2 separate regions of the Homo sapiens genome follow, and region 2 is linked to region 1. The links are chromatin loops, found by intact Hi-C in ENCODE. Cell type or tissue: ovary. All regions are shown on one strand.

Region 1 (2,500 bases):
AGCCACTGATCCCAAATCTGATACTCTATCCAACTCTCTGAACCTCAGTCTTTTCTTCTAGGAAGCACGACTACCAAGGCCTGACTGGTTGCTTGCCCTGTGGCATTCTTGTAAGGACTAAATTATATAGTTTAATTGAAAGTGCTTTGATTTTCACGACTTTTTCTGCAGACTCCCAAGATATTTTAGATCGGCTCCTTCAACTTCTCCTTAACTAAGAAAGTGAGGGATGCCCCAGAAGCCACATGACTTGCCCTGCACCTCCTACCTCCTGGAGACATGGATCTGAACTCTGATTCAGCCCACACCAGCAGTCCACTCCCATGACCCTGTTACCTCCAGCCTGGTGTGGCTATAAAGACCATTCAAAGATGAGCCAATATATACAGTCACAGAAACAGAGAAACAAATGACTTTGCAGCTACTATCCTTTCTCTTTAACAGGGTGCCATCTCCTGCCCTGCAAACAGAAGTAAAGAGCCATTGGACATGACTCTATAACCAAAGGCAATGTGCAAAGGTAGTGTAAACAGACAGTAGGCAATGCAAGGCTCTATTTCCAGAAGGACTAACAGCAAGACATTCTTCTCCTAAAGCCAGAGAGTTGGCTTCTCAATCACCAATTGCACAGTGCATCCCATTGCAGAACCACTGAATATTGAATTTCACCCCACCCTCACATGATTAAAGACCACAGGAGACTCTCTCACAGCCCCAAAAGCCACTGGTGACTTCAAGATTCAGATTTCCGAGGCTCAGTTAATTTCAGCTCTCCTAAGTTAATTCTAACTGTGAAAATTACACATTTTCCTTTTTCTACGCAGTCTCCTAACTTCAGCCCAGGCAAACCAAGTGCAGGTCTACACTGGTGGAAACTTCTCCCTGTTTTCCAGCAGAGGGTGTGTTTACCAGGACCTCTGCACCCTACCAGAGCCTGTTTTGTTGTTTTGATCTCCCGGAGCTCCATCAGACATTCCAGTAATGGGAGGGGGCTGGAGTGTTTTTAAACAGGAGCCTTTTATGGGACAATCTGGGCTCATAAACATGCCTGCTCTCCTCTCACCATATATTTAACCACGGGAGAATAAAATGACATATCCTTTTGAATATCACCAAACGGGTGTGACTCCTAATGGCACAACCTTAGGAGTAGCAGTAGCAGTTTGAGCATTCGGCTTGAGGTCACCAAGGCCCCGACATAGGTCTCCTCACTCAGAAACGGGAACATCAATGCCCCCCCACTACCCTCCTCACAGGCCAGCTCTGATAATAAGATGTTCACTATGTAAATGCAAAGCATTAACAACCAAGGAGAAACACAACACAAATTTCCACGAAATAAAAATGTTGTCTTCCAGCAATTCTTGTAGCCTCACAGCAAAAGAAAATCAGTCACCTATTACGGTCCTACTGAGCAAAAAATAAATAAAAAATAAAAAATAAAGCACCTTCCTAATGGTCTCCGCGAAGCCCATTCTCACAGCGGGTCGCAGTAGTTCTTACGAGTGGCCAGCAGATGGCAGTGTTGGTCCAAGGACGTGCGTCCACGGGTTGCGACACAGACGCCGCTGCGAGGAATTCTGAGCTCCACTACCCCAAATGTTAATTTCCAGTCTCTTCCTTCCTTAGGTTGTACTTTTAGCTTTCGTGGTGACCTCAGTTGAAAGCCCGCGGGGTTTAAGCAGAAATAGGAAAACTGCTGTTGAAAATGGCTAAATCTCCTCGGGACCCCAGGAGAATTCGGGGACATCTCCCCATCATCCCCATCATCATCCCCATCACCGGGAGCTGGTGCGCCGGGGCAGCGGGGCTTCGGGAAGACGTCTTCGGAGCCGGGAAGACGACGCTGCTGGGCTAGGCCGCAGAGGCTCAGCCGGACTCGCTACTAGGGTTCTGTGCAACCCACGCTCTCGCCACCTCAGCATTTCCGCCCCCTCGGGGCAGGGGGACCGCCTGGACCTCGACGCCGTTCCCGGGCCGCGCTGTCCTATCTGTCCGCGCGCCACCGCCGCCCCCATAAACCAGCCTGGCGAGGGCCGCGACGGCCGCGCAGCTGATTGGAAACGACTGTTACCGTTGCACAATAACGCAGGGTCGTAAAACAAACAAACAGCAACAGGCCGCCCGCGGGGCAAGGGAGCTGGCGAGGGGCTGGAACGCAGAAGACGGCGCCTGCCCCCCAAGAACGCACGGGACCCGTCCTCCTCCACACTCCCCTGCTTCTCCCACATTGAATTACAAGGACGTCCCATTCTCAATCCAAACCCAGAGACCTCGGCCCCCTCTCGTCCACCCGGCGCCTCCCGGGCCCACACAGAGCCTGCGAGGAGTCCACTGGCTGCCCGGAGGAGGGGAAAGGTGACCCAGATTAGCCTCCGCTCCGGGCCCCCGGGGTTCCAGCGCTGCGCTCCACTGAGATAGCGGCGCCGACCGCCCGGGGCTGGGGAAAGCGGGATGCGTCCCCGGAGCCCACTAGAGGGCGCGACAGCCCCGCGAATCT
Region 2 (2,500 bases), 1.5 Mb after region 1:
CCTCCCTTCCTTCCTTCCTTCCCTCCCTTTCTTCCTTCCCTTTCTCTCTCTCTTTCTTTCTATTTCTTTTTTTCTTTTTTTTAATGTAGTATAGCTCTGTCACCCAGGCTGGAGTGCAGTGGCATGATCTCGCTCACTGCAACCTCCACCTCCCGGGTTCAAGCGATTCCCCTGCCTCAGCCTCCGGAGTAGCTAGGATTACAGACGTGTGCCACCACACCCAGCTAATTTTTGTATTTTTAGTAGAGACAGGGTTTCACCATGTAGGCCAGGCTGGTCTCAAACTCCTGACCTCAAGCGATCTGCCCACCTCGGCCTCCCAAAGTGCTGGGATTACAGGCATGAACCACCACGCCCCGCCATGTTCTGTTTCTTAAATTAGTTGTTGGTGGCAGGACTGTGATTAGTTTGTGAAATTTCAGCCGAATGTGCATTTTTGTGTACTCATCTGTGGTCATGTTATATTTCAATAAAAAGCAGTCTCTGCCAGAACCTACAGGCAATGAGGTGCCACAGAAGGAGTTGACATTTGAGAGGCTTGAGAAGGGTTTAAGAGACACAATCAGATTTGCATTAGGAAGATTAATCTTTGGCTTTGGAGGATGACCGGGAAAGGAGTTGGGAGCTATTTGTAGAACTAATCCAGGCAAGCAATTATGAAGGTCTGAATTAGAGCAAGGGAATAGGAATGAGGACAGGATACAGCTGATATTTAGGAAGTAAACATGACAGGACGTGAGCCGATCACTAAATCCTCCTGCTCATGTTTCCTTGCTTGAAAAATAAGGAATAACAGTACCTACTTCATTGGGACTAGTTTGATGATTTAATGAGGGGGAGTGGTTTTAGATTTATAAAATATATATATGCTTATTGTATACCATACCTAGACATAAGGTATTAATATTAGAAAGCTCTAAGAGAAATATCTTGATTTTGGCATTGTCCCTGCGACGCTGCCTTCTCCCTGCCTAGGATGGATCAGCGTGGGACACAGGGTAGAAGGCAGAGGTACAGAATACCACAGGACATGTCAGAACGTGGGCGTGAAACGGGCCCAAGGGACCACGGGTGAAGGTCTAGGACTCTTCCAGCAGCCTGAGCGCCAGCAGAAGGAACCAAAACTAACCCAGGCGTTTCCTCTCCTCCTCCCCAGCCTTTCGGCCGAGAAGCAGACCGGCGGAACGCGACGGGGATTCAGGCCTAGGGGTGGGCTTGAGGCCGGAAAAATGGCCAATGGAACGAGAGCTTCTCCGTGCTTAGCCAATTGCATGACCCCCCCCCCAGGACCGCCCCCATCCGGTGATTGGCAGACACGTCTCCCAGTGTTGTCGCGGCCTGCTAAGGCTCTCAGAACTCCCGCGAGGGTGCGGGTCTTCCTCCAGCGCTGGGCTACTTGGTCCCGCCCCTCAAGGTATTTCTGCTCCTTGTGTGCCAGGGACCCCGGTAGTCCTGCTCCTGCTCTGGACCTGGAGCCAGGAGGTGGCTGGGAGGTGGGCGCGGTGAGGAGGTCTGAGCAGCCGCAGGCTCTGGGCCGCTTCGCCTCGAATCCGGGACCCGCGGGACCCGCAGGACCCGTAGTGCCTGGGGCCGAGGTGGGCGCGGCCCGGGCTCTCATGCTTTCCCTCACGCGCACCTGCCTTTTCCGCGGGGCCCGGGGCGGCTCCCCTGCCAGTTGGCGGGAGTAACCCGTAGTAGTAAAGCGCGACTGGATTAGGCCCTGTGTATTGAAGGGTTTGCGATCTTGAAAGGAACATTTGCATTAAAAACAGTGGGCAAACTTGTTTGTGGTCCTGTTGGTAACACACTTTTAGGGGGTGCAGTACAGTATGTTACCATACTTGGGGGATTAGCCGCCGTAGTTAAATGGTGGGTTCCTGTTGTTCCCAGCCCATTTCTAGCTAATTTAAAGAGAGTTTAAATAGGATAAGGTCCCGTTTACATCTTCCAGTGCCTAATACAAATATTTTAAGCAGCCCTATCAGCCTCCCCAAAAGGTAAAGGAGATTCCCCCAGTAAAGGCACATGACACTATGTATTGAATTCTTTTTTTTTTTTTTAAGACGGTGTCGCTCTGTCGCCCAGGCTGGAGTGCAGTGGCGCGATCTCGGCTCACTGCAACCTCTACCTCCCGAGTTCAAGCGATCATCCCACCTCAGCCTCCCAAGTAGCTGGGATTACAGGCGCCAGCCACCACGCCCGGCTAATTTTTGTATATTTTGTAGAGACGGGGTTTCACCATGTTGGCCAGGCTGGTCTTGAACTCCTGACCTCAGGTGATCCGCCGGAATCGGCCTCCCAAAGTGCTGGGATTACAGGTGTGAGCTACCACGCCCGGCCTGTATTGATTTCTTGAATTTAGCAAACACCACAAAATTATCTTAAAGTAGCCTGTACTTAATACCATAAGAAAGACCAGCCTGAGTCTGTTTTCCCTGAAAGCAAAGCACTGAAAAAATCGTGCAATCGGGAAGAGAATACAAAATACTGTAGATACCTG

The links. A loop is a pair of places that touch in the nucleus more often than their neighbours do. Peaks named below come from ENCODE experiments on the same cell type or tissue, not always from the same donor. Only the 100,000 strongest peaks of a DNase experiment are listed, where the experiment ranks them.
Region 2: it touches region 1 in a loop (4-fold over the local background); 6 of 110 quality-filtered maps call a loop at or near these places.

Annotation. Positions count from the first base shown.
Region 1 is chr4:54,233,447-54,235,946 of GRCh38, reverse strand. All of the region lies in intron 1 of PDGFRA (platelet derived growth factor receptor alpha), which reads right to left. Among named protein-coding and RNA genes, the nearest start is that of PDGFRA, 5.4 kb to the right of the region's middle. RefSeq lists silencers at 1,415-1,522, 2,484-2,500 and enhancers at 1,587-1,636, 2,144-2,263, 2,074-2,500. In ovary, CTCF peaks have their summits at 1,498 (motif pointing right) and 2,467 (motif pointing right); DNase peaks (open chromatin) are centred at 1,546, 1,926 and 2,486; H3K4me3 peaks cover 2,018 bases; H3K27ac peaks cover 1,663 bases.
Region 2 is chr4:52,721,230-52,723,729 of GRCh38, reverse strand. No RefSeq gene overlaps it. Among named protein-coding and RNA genes, the nearest start is that of SNORA26, 9.2 kb to the right of the region's middle. RefSeq lists an enhancer at 908-1,207 and silencers at 1,368-1,417, 1,598-1,737. In ovary, no CTCF peak of the experiment used is centred here; a DNase peak (open chromatin) is centred at 1,219; H3K4me3 peaks cover 1,388 bases; H3K27ac peaks cover 1,513 bases.